Linked DNA regions of Homo sapiens: region 2 is linked to region 1. Evidence: chromatin contacts called from ENCODE Hi-C or POLR2A ChIA-PET data. All regions are on one chromosome and are shown on one strand. Each heading gives the region's core, a stretch centred on a gene start or an enhancer-like site at or near the end of the contact. The rest is flanking DNA. Distances are from core to core; before and after follow the strand shown. Region 1 holds the start of ALKBH6 (alkB homolog 6). Region 2 has its middle 6.1 kb from the start of TYROBP.

Region 1 (7,367 bases), core at 2,765-5,264:
AGCTTTTCCTTATCCAACATATCCTCAGCTTTGAGAAAGGATTTTGGGGTTCTTCAGGTTCTCTGACTCAGTTTCCCTTCAGGCCTAAAGCCCCTTCCTAATTCTCTGGCATCTGGGATTCAGTTTCACTTCAAACGAAGAACAGGGTTTTCTACCTTGGGGTTTTCCAGGTGGCACGAGGTTCCCAAAGCTGGCCTCAGCCCCACTACCCACCTCCTACACCTTCTACCCTTAGGCAAGAAGAAGACCCCATCATCCCCATCTCTGGGCAGCTTGCAGCAGCGTGACGGGGCCAAGGCTGAGGTTGGAGACCAGGTCCTTGTCGCGGGCCAGAAGCAGGGGATCGTGCGCTTCTACGGGAAGACAGACTTTGCCCCAGGTGAGGATGGGGACTCTGGGCCGGGAGGCAGGCAGGGCCTTGAGAAATCCTGACACCCTCGTGCTGCAGGTTACTGGTATGGCATTGAGCTGGACCAGCCCACAGGCAAGCATGATGGCTCTGTCTTCGGTGTCCGGTACTTCACTTGCCCCCCGAGGCATGGGGTCTTCGCACCAGCATCCCGTATTCAGAGGTGAGCCCAAACTTCCAGCCCAAACCCAGGGCACCACCTGGAGCCCTGATCCCCCCTCAGATGGCCTCCTCCTCCCAGACCAGCAGGACAGTGTGGACACCCCCGAGCCCCCAGCCCTTTCCTCATAGATCCCTGGGGCCCAGCTCTCAGTCAGACCCTGGCCTTTTGTGGCTCTGACTTCTCCCCCTCCCCGTGTCTCCTCAGGATTGGCGGATCCACTGATTCCCCCGGGGACAGCGTTGGAGCCAAAAAAGTGCATCAAGTGACAAGTGAGTTAGGGGATGATATGTTGGGAGGAGTGTACGTTTGGGGATGGGAGGAAGGGTCATGGGTTCTCAGGTATATACTGGTGACAGTCTCTGGTATTTAATTGGGGACACAGGGTCCAGGAAAATGATGAGACAAGGTCCACAAAAAGATAGGTGCTAGAGGATATGAGGAAATTAGCAACAAGGCTCTTCGGGGACATGAGGTTGAGCAGATACTGGGGACAGGGATAGTCACTGGGGGACATGGTGGGAATTATGGACAAGAGGCCCAGATGGGTATTGGGAATGTAGGATCCAGGTGGGGACTGGAGACATGGGGAGGTATTAATGAGAAGGGGTCTGGATGGGTATTGAGGACACAGGTGGTCTGTCATCCCCTCACTTGACATCCTGCCCTCCTCTTCAGTGACGCAGCCCAAACGCACCTTCACCACAGTCCGGACCCCAAAGGACATTGCATCAGAGAACTCCATTTCCAGGTGTGTGGCCAACCCCTGTCCCCTCTCCTATGTGACATTCAGGGAGAGGGATCCATAAGGCAGTTGGACCCAGAGGTCTGGAGCTCTGGTCAGGGCTGGAAAGAGAGGTTAGGAAAACTTGTGACTTGTAAGCATACCCAGAAACAGTCTTTAGGGTGTAGGGCCCCGCACTGAATTCTAGTGAATTCCACTTTCGGGTGGGCCGGTAAAGGAAGCAGAACACCCTTCACTCCATACGAGCCTCAGAACAACAGCTAGAGACCGGGCGGGGTGGCTCATGCCTTTAATCCCAGCACTTTGGGAGGCCAAGGCAGGCGGATCACCTGAGGTCAGGAGTTCAAGACCAGCCTGGCCAACATGGTGAAACCCCGTCTCTACCAAAAACACAAAAGTTAGCCGGACACAATGGCATACACCTGTAGTCCCAGCTACTCGGGAGGCTGAGACAGGAGAATTGCTTGAACCTGGGAGGCAGAGGTTGCAGTGAGCCGAGATCGTGCCATGGCACTCCAGCCTGGGTGACAGAGTGAGACTCCATCTCAGAAAACAAACAAACAAACAAACCACAGCCAGAGAGGTAGAGGCAGAATCCAGAAAGGCCTGATAGCAAACACTGGGGGAAAGGCTGGGGGTGATGGGTGCAGATGTCCCCGCTGCCTGCCTAAGGGCGTGACCCTGTCATCCTCCTTTCCAGGTTGCTGTTCTGCTGCTGGTTCCCCTGGATGCTGAGGGCGGAGATGCAGTCTTAGAGGCCCTGGACACCTGACAAAGAGACAGAGTCCCCACTAGCATCTCCTGACACCCGAGGAGCCCTGAGTCACCCTGAGATAGAGATTCCCAGTAACACATCCAGAGTAGAGACCCCTGTTAGCCAGCCCTCGATCATTGAGGCCCCATTATTAACAGATACTCCCATAATAACCCCCAAATACAGACCCCATGTCACCCAGAAAGAGATTCCCTGAGTAGCACCTTCAGGCTAGTCCCTATCCCCAACCCCTCAGAGCAGATTCCCAGATTAACAGATTTCCATATCACCCCAAATGATGGTGACCCTCTCCACATAATGCATTACAACAGAACATTCTTGAATCACCCAACCCTGGATCAGAAACCTCCCCATTAACAAACACTGCCCCTTAAGTCCTCTTGAAATAAACATAGGTCACACCCCCAAAGCAAAAGAGTAACAGACATTCATGTCATTGTTCCCCATTTAACATCAGTCCTCTCAAGATGTCGTGACCCCATGGTCACCCTGAAGCCCTTAGATTCCAACCCCTCAATCAGAGACTTCCTTCATTAACAAAGACCCTTGTTCTTATCCCTCAAGAAGAAACCCACCATAACCAGCCCACTGTCACCCCTAATTTACAGACACCAAAACAGTCCTGGAAGTGCTAATTACAGGACCCCCCAAGTCTTCCTACCCTCTGCACCCTCAAGAAACCCCCAGTGCCTTGTATGAAGCCCACCCCACATGGCCCACAGCTCCTGTGCTGGCCAGACTCCCAGAAAATTCTCTATTTTTTAAGTAACGACTTCCCCCTTTGGGGGACCCCAAAATTTGGAGGCCCCATTCTAGGACTCTGGGGATCCCAAACCCTAGAGTACACACGTCCCAAACTCCCCTGTGCCCTCAAGTCCTACAGCCCCTAGAAGACCCCAATGCCGTAACTCCTAGGACCCCCAAATCATGGAATCCCAAATCCCCAGGGAATCCCAAATTTGAAAATCCAATCCCAAGTCCCCAGGAAACCCAATCATGAGGTCCTTGTGCCTGGTATGGAGGAGACTGCAGTCAGGATATGCATTCCAGGCTCCCAGACACCTCAAGCCCTATTCACAGGCACCAGGAAACCCCACACAGGAATTCCCATCCCTGGAAACTGGAGAATTTCAATGCCCCGAGTCCATGGGTTTCAAGACACCAAATTCCAAGAGCCCCAGCCCTAAGGGAACCCCAAATCCTAAAGCCTCCATCTCTAATAAATGGAAGGCCCCAAGGCCCTGAGGGGATCTCAAATCCTGGAACCCCGATTTCAATCTACGTTCTAGTCACTGGCCTCAAAGGACCCCACAGCACCTGGGCCAGACCAACAGCTCGAGGGAGAACCTGAAGGCCCAGGGGGTCCAGGGCGGACCTGGGGCCCCGACCACCAAGGACAGCTCACGACTGCCCCTTCACTGCATGTCCCCAAACTCAGCATGACTCCTGTCCTCTTCAATAAAGACGTTTCTATGGCCTCTCTGTGTCGGGTCATTGGGGGTTTCCCTTGCTGGGAGAAGACGGGAAAGGAAGTGCTTCCTTCAGTCTCACCTCCCTGCGGCGTGGGCAGGTGATGGCGCTGGCCGCGGGAAGTCCTTCTAGCAGCCTCTCATGTCTTCCCGCGGCTGTCACGGCTGCCGCCCCCGTCCCACCCATCGGGGTCCACTCCGCCAATGGCCAGGTTCAGTTCCTAAGTTCTGAGTGGCCAGTGCCAGACGACGATGCCCCGCCCACGCCCTCCTGCCAATGGCTCAGAGGCCAGGAGGCGCGGCCTATCCTTAGGCGAGCATGAAGGGGGCGGGCGAATACTGAGTGAGAGCGCCGATTGGGTGGAAGGCGGGCCCTTGAAGCCTCTGGGAGCTCCCATTGGCCTGCGGACTCTGCGTCTGTAATGTGGGGCGGAAATGGCTGGGAGGGGGATGGGGATGTTGAATTTGGAAATTGGAGGGGACGCTGGTGGACGGTCAGTTTTGGGGAGTGCTGGGGGTAGAGATGGATGTCAATAGGGCTGAAAGTGGGGATCCGGGGGAGCCCAGAGTAGGAGTCCGAGGAGGCTCAGAGCTTGGAGTCCTAAAAGGCTCGGAGTCGGGGATCTGAATGGTTCAGGGAGGGAAGAAGATTTGGGAGTCAGCCTCAGAGCTAAAGATCTCAGGGTGCTGGAGTGAAGGGGCGCTCAGGAGGGGAAATCCGAGGGGCGTCCAAATGGGGGGATCCGAGGAGGCTGAGGGTGGACATGTCTGAGGAGGCTCAGATTGGGGTCACAGGAGTGCACAGAATGGGATTCGGTGGGGGGCGGGGGTCGCTGAGTGTTGATAGCCGGGCTCACAGTTGCAGGTCTGAAGCGGGGTCTCAAGGTGTTTAAAGGGGCTCTGGAGTGCAGCCCTGGGGGCTATGTGTAGAGCTTTTGAGAAAGGCTCCCTGTGTGTGGGGCCAGAGAATGTTCTCTGTGGGAGGATTGAGAAGGCATATGTGTAGTTGGATGGGCCCTTAGTGGACAGAGTAATGGGGGATTATTCTTGGGGCTCATTGTGTCCGGGCATGGAACGTAGGGGCTCTCTGTGTGGCTTGTAAGATGCTGAAGACTCAGATTTTAGAGACCAAGTGCGTTTCAGAAGAGGGCTGAGGTGAGGCCTGGCCTGTGATGGGGTGGAATGCTGCATCATGGTGTTAGGGCGGGAGGCCTAGTGACTTCAGTATGTCCTCCCCTCCCTACAGGATTGGGTGCAAGGAGTTGGTGTTGATGGAGGAGCAGGACGCCAGAGTCCCAGCCCTGGAACCGTTCAGAGTGGAGCAGGTTGTCAGAACTCAGGGTGCAGAGGGTGAAGGAGGCAGGCTGATTCCTGAGTTCTTGGGTTGGGACTGCCCCCTTCCACCAAATTCATTCTTACTGTCAGAGTCCATTCTGGAATGGCACTGGTCCCTTGACTTTAGACCCTGACCTGTCTGAGGACATCCTGAGCCTGTCTCCAGGCATAGGGGTTGCTCTGTGATGATATGTCCTCTGTGTGGGTTGAAGGGCCACACCTTCAGGGGGTCTTTCTATCCTAGGCACCACCTGTAATCTACTATGTCCCTGACTTCATCTCCAAAGAAGAGGAGGAGTATTTGCTTCGACAGGTGACCTCAGTGCCCTACTGGTCTGTTTTCCCACTCTTCCCATATTCCTCCCCAATGTCCATCCTCTGTATGAGAGCCCCCAAGGCTGCAGTGAAGACCCCGACAGAAGGAACAAGGAAGTTACAGAGCTCATACTCCCTCTACTGAGATAGCCCAATCCTGCTAGCTTAGAGAATAGGGGGTTATAAACATAGGCTGAGATAGCCCAGTTCAGATCATTGAGACTGGGGAGTAAAGAATTTTGTATTCAGATTTCTGTGCTGAGATAGCCCAGTAAACTCTTTCCTGTGCTAAAATAGCCCAGCATAGACCCAGAGCACAATAAGGTTACCAAATACAGACCATCTACGCTGAGATGGCCCAGTCTGCATTCTGTTCTTAAGGTTTGGGGAAAGAAGAATTTTCAAAGCTCAGAGTTCCTGCCCTTTGCAGCCCCAGTGCCTAAGTTACAGAGCACAGATCTTCCCTGTGTTGGAGTAACCCACTGATCTTGAGTCCAGGAAAAAATTAGCTACAGAACACAGACTTTTTTGCTGAGATAGCCCATTCCAGACCTTTGCGTTCTTGGCATTGAAAAATCTACATATTATAGAATTCCTGGGCTGAAATAGCCCAGTACAGCTCCATAACCATGAAGGGAATGAGTAGATTATCAACTAGAGCTAGACTTGTTGGACTGAGATAGCCCATTCTAGATCATTAGGATCTTGGCAGTGGAAGATTTTCAAAGTACTTTCTTTGCTGTGCTGAGATAGCCCAGCTTTGCATACTCCCTCCCCCAGGCAATAGGAACAAGTCGGTTGCAGAACTCAAACTGTCCTCAGAGAGCCCAGGAATCAGGAATTTTTGTTTGTTTGTTTTTTGAGACAATCTTGCTCTGTCGCCCAGGCTGGACTGCAGTGGCGTGATCTCGGTTCACTGTAGCCTCCGCCTCCTGGGTTCAACTGATTCTTGTGTTTCAGTCTCCTGAGTAGCTTGGATTGCAGGCGTGTGACACCACACCGCCTCCCAGGTTCAAGCGATTCTCCTGTCTCATCCTCCCAAGTAGCTGGGATTACAGGTGCATGCCACCATGCCCAGCTAAGTTTTGTATTTTTAGTAGAGACGGGGTTTCCCCATGTTGGCCAGGCTGGTCTCGAGCTCCTGACCTCAAGTGATCTGCCCGCCTCGGCCTCCCAAAGTGCTGGGATTACAGGCATGAGCAACCAGGTTTGGCACGGAATCAGGAAATTAGAATGCAGACTATTTGCTGGGCTGAAAGAGCCCTGTCCAGCCCCAGAACTCTGAGTAGATTGTGAGACCCACAACTCTCAGACCACGGTTGTGCAGCCCTGATTCCTAAATCCTGGTAGACACAGGTGGGCTTTGGGGCCAAAGGCGTTCCCAGGAAAAAAGGCAAACCACAAAATCCTAGGAACCCACCGCCCCAGGGAATGGTCCCACAGACACAGATGACCCATTTCCATCCCGGAGGTAAAGGCCCCTATGTTGGTCTAGGTGGGAGGATCATAGAGGGGTGATCCTGAGAAAGGAGTGACCCCCTTCCCACCTCTTAGGTTTTTAATGCCCCAAAGCCAAAGTGGACCCAGCTCTCTGGGAGAAAGTTACAGAACTGGGGTAAGTATCCCTGGCTGGGGGCAGGAGTGATTCTGGGATGTAGGCTGGGGCAGGGGACTCAGGTCCAATAGACTTAAGACATCAGAGGGTCCCTGACAGCTCAAGGGGCCCCAAGAGCCAGGAGGATTCTGAAGGGGTCAGTGGAGGTCCTGAGGGATTAGGGATTTCCTGATGAGTTGGGAGTATCTGAAAGGGACCTGTGGTCTGGAGAAGTGAGGAAACCTCTGAAGGACCCAGTGGCTATCTCCAAACGGTCAGGGGTCCCTGAGAGGATCAGGGTGCTTCCAGCCACTGTGGAATCCCTAATGGGGGATCTATTGCTATAGGGGGGCCCTCAGGACCCCATTGCCTTCCCCAGGTGGGCTTCCTCATCCCCGAGGGATGGTTCCTGAGCGGCTGCCCCCATGGCTCCAGCGCTACGTGGACAAAGTGTCAAACCTCAGCCTCTTTGGAGGCCTCCCAGCTAACCATGTCCTCGTGAACCAGTATCTGCCTGGGGAGGGCATCATGGTAACCACACACCCTCGGCCCGTGTCCCCCCACT
Region 2 (7,371 bases), core at 4,797-7,296, 100 kb after region 1:
TTTTTTTTTGAGACGGAGTCTCACTCTGTCGCCCAGGCTGGAGTGCAGTGGCGCTATATCTCCGCTCACTGCAAGCTCCGCCTCCTGGGTTCACGCCATTCTCCTGCCTCAGCCTCCCGAGTAGCTGGGACTACAGGCGCCCGCCACCACGCCTGGCTAATTTTTTTGTGTATTTTTAGTAGAGACAGGGTTTCACCGTGTTAGCCAGGATGGTCTTGATCTCCTGACCTTGTGATCTGCCCACCTCGGCCTCCCAAAGTGCTGGGATTACAGGCTTGAGCCACCGCGCCCGGCCATTAATTCTTTTTTTTGGGAGACAGAGTCTCGCTCTGTCACCCAGGCTGGAGTGCAGTGGCGTGATCTCGGCTCACTGTAGCCTCGACCTCCAGGGCTCAAGTGATCTTCCCACCTCAGCCCCCCAAGTAGCTCAGACTACAGGTGTGTGCCACCACGCTCGGCTAATTTTTAATTTTTTTTGTAGAGAGAGTGTCTCTCTATGTTGCTCAGGCCGGTCTACACCTCCTGACCTCAAGCAATCCTCCTGCCTTGGCCCCACAAAGTGCTGGGATTACAGGGATGAGCCACTGTGGCAAGTTCTTAATTTTTTTTTTTTTCCCCTTGAGACAGAGTCTTGCTCTGTCCTTGTTGCCCAGGCTGGAGTGCAGTGGCCCAATCAAATCATGACTCACCATAGCCTCAACCTCCTGGGCTCAGGTGATCCTCCTATCTCAGCCTCCCAAGTAGCTGAAACTACAGGCATGTACCACCACACTCGGCTGATGTGTTTGTTTGTTTGTTTGTTTGTTTGTTTTCGTAGACAAGGTCTCGCTATGTTGCCCGGACTGGTCTTGATCTCCTGGCCACAATTGAGGTTCCTGATTCAGCCCCCCAAAGTGCTGGGATTATAGGCATGAGCCACCATGCCTGGCCATGACTCTATTTATGTTATGGATGAACCACAATTGATGAAACCATCAAGCATTACTTGGATTCTACTTAAAAAGCCTTCAAAATGTTAGCTGTTGTGGTTAAAGTGGGTGCCCACAGCCAGAATAAGGGCCACATTCCAGCCAATAGGAAGAGCAGAAAAGGAGAGGGCATACTCTGACTTTAGGGACACAATCTGGAAGTTGCCCGCATCATTTCTTCCCAAGTTCCGTTTGCCAGAAAACAGATACATGGCCCCAACAGGCTCCAAAGAGGATGAGAGACATCTTCTTGGCTAGGGAATCTCATGCCCAACTACAAATTCTGTTTCAGTAGAGGAAGGGGTGGCTGGGCAAGGGGGTTCACACCTGTAATCCCAGCACCTTAGGAGGCCAAGGCAGGTGGATTGCCTGAGCTCAGGAGTTTGAGACCAGCCTGGGCAAGGTGGTGAAACACTATCTCTACAAAAAAATTTAAAAATTAGCTGGCATGGCGGTGCCTGCCAGTAGTCCCTGCTACTTGCAGAGCTGAGGTGGGAAAATTATTTGAGCCTGGGAGGTTGAGGCTGCAGTGAGCTATGTTCCTGCTAGTACACTACAGCCTCAGTGACAGAGTGAGATCACATCTCTAAAAAAATAAAAATAAAAATTAGGATGTCGGGAGTGGTGGCTCACGCCTGTAATCCCAACACTTTGGGAGGCCGAGGCTGGCAAATCACCTGAGGTCAGGAATTAGAGACCAGCCTGACCAATATGATGAAACCCCGTCTCTACTAAAAATACAAAAATTAGCTGGGCATGGTGGTGCATGCCTGTAATCCCAGCTACTCAGGAGGCTGAAGCAGGAGAATCGCTTGAACCCAGGAGGCAGAAGTTGCAGTGAGCCAAGGTTGCACCATTGCACTCCAGCCTGGGCAACAAGAGCAAAACTTCATCTCAAAAAAAAAAAAAAAACAAAAAAAAAAAACAGACGTGGTGGCTCACACCTATAGAAGAAGAAGGGGAGAAAAAAATATTGGTGAGGCCAGGTGCAGTGACTCATACCTGTAATTCCAGGGCTTTGGGAGAATGAGGTGGGAGGATCGCTTGAGGCCAGGAGTTCAAGACCAGCCCAGGCAACATGGCAAAACATCATCTCTATGAAAAATATAAAAATTAGCTGGGCATGGTGATGCGCACCTATAGTCCCAGCTACTTGGGAGGCTAAAGTGGGAGGATCGCTTGAGCCCAATAAGTTGAGGCTGTAGTGAGCCATGATTGCACCACTGCACTCCAGCCTGCGTAACAGAGCAAGACCCTTTCTCCAATAAAAAGATAAGTAAAAATAGTTCATTCCTTTTTATTGCTGAGTAGTATCCCACCGTGTGGATCTCAAAAAAATGGATAAACAACTTGTTTATCCATTCATCCAGTGAAGAACCATTCGGTTGTTTCCAGTTTGGGGCAATTATGAACAAAGCCACTATTAATATATGGTACTGGTTTTTGTATAAACTCACGTTTTCACTTCTCTTTGGTAAATACCTAGGAGTGGGAGTGTTGGGTTGTATGGTGTGTTTATGTTTAAATTTCTTAGAAATTGCCAAACTTCCCCCAGTGTCTGATGCAAATGACAGAAGCCTTCACAGAAGGTCCCAGATCACTTTAGCAGTGGAGCTGAGGTGTTTGCTCCCCAAGGCAGGAGTAGGATCTGATCTGTGTAGCTCAGGGACTGATTTCTTGGACCTCCTAGAGATTCAGTGGGTTCCCTAATGTCATTGAACACATCACACATCCCCTTCTTTTTTTTTTTTTTTTTTTGAGATGGAGTCTCACTCTGTTGCCTAGGCTGGAGTGCAGTGGCGCAATCTCGGCTCACTGCAAGCTCCGCCTCCTGGGTTCACGCCATTCTCCTGCCTCAGCCTCCCGAGTAGCTGGGACTACAGGCACCCACCACCATGCCTGGCTAATATTTTTGTATTTTTAGTAGAGACAGGGTTTCACCGTGTTAGCCAGGATAGTCTGGATCTCCTGACCTTGTGATCTGCCCACCTCAGCCTCCCAAAGTGCTGGGATTACAGGCGTGAGCCACCGCCCCCAGCCTCTTTTTTTTCTTTTCTTTTCTTTCTTTTTGTCTCTCTTTCTTTCTTCTTTCTTTTCTTTCCTTCTTTCTTTCTCTCTCTCTCCCTCCCTTCCTTCTTCCTTCCTTTTTTCTTTCTCTTGAAACAGGGTCTCCTTCTGTCACCCAGGCTGGAGTGCAGTAGTGCCACGATAGCTCACTGCAACCTCCAATCCCTGGGTTCAGGCAACCTTCCTGCTTCAGACTCCTGAGTAGCTGGGACCACAAGTGTGCTCCACCACGCCTAGCTAATTTAAAACAATTTTGGGGGCCAGGCATGGTGGCTGATGCCTGTAATCTCAGAACTTTAGGAGGCTGAGGTGGGAGGATCGCTTGAGGCCAGGAGTGTGAGAACAGCCTGGCCAACATGGCGAAACCCTGTCCCTACTAAAAAAATACAAAAATTAGCCAGGTGTGGTGGCTCATGCCTGTAATCCCAGCTACTTGGGAGGCTGAGGCAGGAGAATCGCTTGAATCTGGGACGGGGAGGCTGCAATGAGCCGAGATCGAGCCACTGCACTCCAGCCTGGGCGGCAGAGAGAGACTCCATCTCAAAAAAAAAAAAAAAAAAAAAAAAAAAATTTGGGCCAGGCAGAGTGGCTCACGCCTGTAATCTCAGCACTTTGTGAGGCTGAGGCAGGCGGATCAGTTGAGGTCAGGAGTTCGAGATCAGCCTGACCAACATGGTGAAAGCCCATCTGTATGAAAAATAGAAAAATTAGGCCAGGCACAGTTGCTCACGCCTCTAATTCCAGCACTTTGGGGGGCTGAGGAGGGTGGATCACCAGAGGTCAGGACTTTGAGAACAACCTGACCAACATGGTGAAAGCCCACCTGTACTAAAAATACAAAAAACTATCCGGGCGTGGTGGTGGGTGCCTGTAATCCCAGCTACTCAGGAGGCTGAGGCATGAAAATTGCTTGAACCCAGGAGGCGGAGGTTGCAGTGAGCTGAGATCGTGCCACTGCACTCCAGCCTGGGTAACAGAATGAGACTCTGTCTCAAAAAAAAGAACAATTTTTGTAAATATGGTATCTTGCTATGTTTCTCAGGCTGATCTTGAACTTCTGGCCTCAAGAGATCCTCTCACCTTAGTCCCCTAAGGCACTGAGATGACAGGTGTGAGCTACTGCAGAATGTTTAAAGGAAACAACCGACTATTTTCCAAAGCGGTTGCTCTATTTTTCATTTCCACCGGCAGTGTCTGAGATTTCCAACTGCTCCACATTTCTGCTGACACTCGATAGGGTCAGTCTTTTTAATTTTAGTCATTTAAGTGGGCGTGCAGTGACATTTCACTGAGGTTTCGTTTATATTTCCCTAATGACTAATAGTGCTGAGCACTTTTTCACAGGCTTCCTGGCCATTCATGTCTCTTCTTCTTCTTCTTCTTTTTTTTTTTTTGAGATGGAGTCTCACTTTTGTCGTCCAGGCTGGAGTGCAATGGCTTGATCTCAGCTCACTACAACCTTTGCCTCCAAGGTTCAGGTGATTCTCCTGCCTCAGCCTCCCAAGCAGCTGGGATTACAGATGCCTGCCACCGTGCCTGGCTAATTTTTGTATTTTTAGTAGAGATGGGGTTTCACCATATTGGCCAGGCTGGTCTTGAACTCCTGACCTCAGGTGATCTGCCCGCCTTGGCCTTCCAAAGTGTTGGGATTACAGGCGTGAGCCACCACGCTGGCTTTTTTTTTTTTTTTTTGATGGAGTCTTGCTCTGTTGCCCAGGCTGGAGTGCAGCGGTGCGATCTCGGCTTACTGAAACCTCTGTCTCCTGGGTTCAAGGGATTCTCCTGCTTCAGCCTCCTGAGTAGATGGAATTATAGGAAACTGCCACCACGCCCAGATAATTTTTGTGTTTTTAACAGAGATGTGGTTTCACCATATTTGCTGGGCTGGTCTCGAACTCCTTACCTCAGGTGATCCGCCCACCTTGGCCTCCTAAAGTGCTGGGATTACAGGAGTGAGCCACCACGCCCGGCCTTCACGTCTCATCTTTAGTGAAGTGTCTGTTCAAATGTTTTGGTCACTTAAAAATTAGGCTATTTGTCTGATTTTTAAATTAAATTAATTAATTTTTTTCTTTTTTGAGACAGGGTCTCACTCTGTGGCCCAGGCTGGACTGCTGTGGCACAATCAAAGCTCACTGTAGCTTCTGCCTCCCCAGGCTCAGGTGATCCTCCCACCTCAGCCTCCCTAGTAGCTAGGACTACAGGTAGGTGCCACCATGCTGGGCTAATTTTTGTATTTTTTGTAGAGCTGGGATTTTGCCCTGTTGCTCAGGCTGGTCTCAAACTTCTGGGCTCAAGCAATTCACCTGCCTCAGCTTCCCAAAGTGCTGGGATTTACAAGCTTGAGCCATCACGCCTGGCTCCCAGGCTGGTCTTGAAATCCTGAGGTCAAGTAATATGCCTGCCTTGGTGTCCCAAAGTGTTGGCATGACAGGCGTGAGCCACCATGCCCAGCCTATTTTTAAAAATATAATTAGAGCTGGGCACGGTGGCTCACGCCTGTAATCCCAGCACTTTGCGAGGCGGAGGCAGGTGGATCACCTGAGGTTGCGAGTTCGAGACCAGCCTGACCAACATGGAGAAACCCCATCTCTACTAAAAATACAAAATTAGCCAAGCATGGTGGCGTATGCCTGTAATCCCAGCTACTCGGCAGGCTGAGGCAGGAGAATTGCTTGAACCCGGGAGGTGGAGGTTGCAGTGAGCGGAGATCGCGCCACTGCACTCCAGCCTGGGCGACAAGAGCAAAACTCCATCTCAAAAAAAAAAAAAAGAATTAGAGACAGGGTCTCGTTATGTTGCCCAGGCTGGTTTTGAACTCCTGGCCTCAAGCGATCCTTCTGCCTTGGCCTCTATTCATCTGATGTTTTACAAAGCTTCCAGCTGCTTTGAGGAGGACAGGCTGTGGAGGGGCCAGTGTGGAAGCTGGGAGAGTGGGGAGGGACTGTAGCTTCCACAGAAGTGAGCTGGTCACAGGCCAACACACTACCTGGTTTCTGGGAAAGTCAGCGTTGGCTTCCCCAACTCTTGGCCTGCTGCCCAGAGAGGGTGAGACACTCACCTCTTGATCTTGTGTGGAGGCCCTCAGCTCAGCTTCCAGGAGTCTGGCAGTGTCTTGGGGCAGCGCCTTGTTGCTGGGTGCCCTGAATCTCAGCTTCTTCCTTCATCCAAAGAGGGAGGGTTTTTTTGTTTTGTTTTGTTTTGTTTATTTTGAGACGGAGTCTTGCTCTGTTGCCCAGGCTTGAGTGCAGTGGTGCGATCTCGGCTCACTGCAACCTCTGCCTCCCAGGTTCAAGCGATTCTCCTGCCTTAGCCTCCTGAGTAGCTGGGATTACAGATGTGTACCACCACGCCTGGCTAATTTTTGTATTTTTTAGCAGGGACGGGGTTTCACCATGTTGGCCAGGATGGTCTCAAACTCCTGACCTCAAGTGATCCACCCGCCTCAGTCTCCCAAAGTGGTGGGATTACAGGTGTGAGCCACTATGCCTGGCCAAAGAGAGTGTTTTATCCGTCCTCTAGCCCAGAGGCCAGCCCAGACCTGCCACCTGTGGTCTGCATCAGCACAGTTGTATTGGTTGCTAAAATGTTGAAACATTCCACTTCTGGTTAGTAAAGAGCCCACATAGCCCACAGATGTCTGCTACCACCCGAGTCCATTCTTTGGGGACCCCTTGGACTTTCCCACATCTCAGCAACTAAAGGTGGCGCTCTAGGACCCTGATTCCAGCCCCTATGGCCACATCCGTATGACTGGATGGTGCTTGGGGAATATCTTCTGGGGACAGCCCAGGCCTGGCTGAAGTGGGGAGGATGAGACTAGGAGGCTGATGCTGAAGGACTGAGGGAGGATTTTTTTTTTTTTTCTGAGTCAAAGTCTCACTCTTGTCATCCAGGCTGGAGTGCAATGGCATGATCTTGGCTCACTGCAACCTCTGCCTCCCAGGTTCAAGCGATTCTCCTGCCTCAGCCTCCCAAGTAGCTGGTATTACAGGCGCCTGCCACCATGTCTGGCTAGTTTTTGTATTTTTAGTAGAGACAGGGTTTCACCATGTTGGCCAGGCTGGTCTCAAACTCCTGACCTCAGGTGATCCACCCTCCTTGGCCTCCTAAAGTCCCAAAATCCAAAATCACGCCTGGGATTACAGGTGTGAGCCACTGCACCTGGCTGAGGGAGGATTTTTATCAAGCTAAGCTGAGAACTCGAGACTGGACATACTAATTTTTAGCATGGAACATATCCAAGTCACACGGTACCGAAGTATGTTCGCAGCAGTGAATCCATAGGGGTCTGCAGCAACCTCAATCCTTGCCTCCTCAAAAAAGAATTTGACCA

What was found. A loop is a pair of places that touch in the nucleus more often than their neighbours do. ChIA-PET counts read pairs that join two places held with the same protein, here RNA polymerase II (POLR2A). Pooled maps may share reads with other maps.
Region 2: a loop to region 1 is called in a pooled map, with 2.7 times the contacts of the local background. The contact joins the enhancer-like site here to the promoter of ALKBH6 in region 1. A Hi-C loop is called at or near these places in 1 of 168 maps with a recorded cell type or tissue (naive thymus-derived CD4-positive, alpha-beta T cell), 3 of 37 single-sample maps with no recorded cell type and 10 of 50 pooled maps. POLR2A ChIA-PET finds 5 or more read pairs at or near these places in 5 of 52 experiments (CD4-positive, alpha-beta T cell, PC-9, Panc1 and 2 more).

Annotation. Positions count from the first base shown.
Region 1 is chr19:36,010,860-36,018,226 of GRCh38, reverse strand. It overlaps ALKBH6 (alkB homolog 6), which reads left to right and starts at 4,014. Exons shown (of 7, transcript NM_032878.5): 1 at 4,014-4,052; 2 at 4,805-4,883; 3 at 5,138-5,206; 4 at 6,763-6,823; 5 at 7,182-7,333. The coding sequence starts at 4,830. CLIP3 (CAP-Gly domain containing linker protein 3) reads left to right here. Exons shown (of 14, transcript NM_015526.3): 10 at 236-379; 11 at 449-572; 12 at 777-841; 13 at 1,248-1,320; 14 at 2,015-3,567. The coding sequence ends at 2,069. It overlaps LOC101927572 (a long non-coding RNA gene), which reads right to left and starts at 3,725. Exons shown (of 4, transcript NR_170988.1): 1 at 3,641-3,725; 2 at 1,267-1,415. RefSeq lists an enhancer at 3,525-3,624.
Region 2 is chr19:35,910,751-35,918,121 of GRCh38, reverse strand. No RefSeq gene overlaps it. Among named protein-coding and RNA genes, the nearest start is that of TYROBP, 6.1 kb to the right of the region's middle. Within about 2 kb of position 6,046, at least 4 of the 41 ENCODE cell types and tissues checked have a DNase peak (open chromatin) inside an H3K27ac peak, as active enhancers do.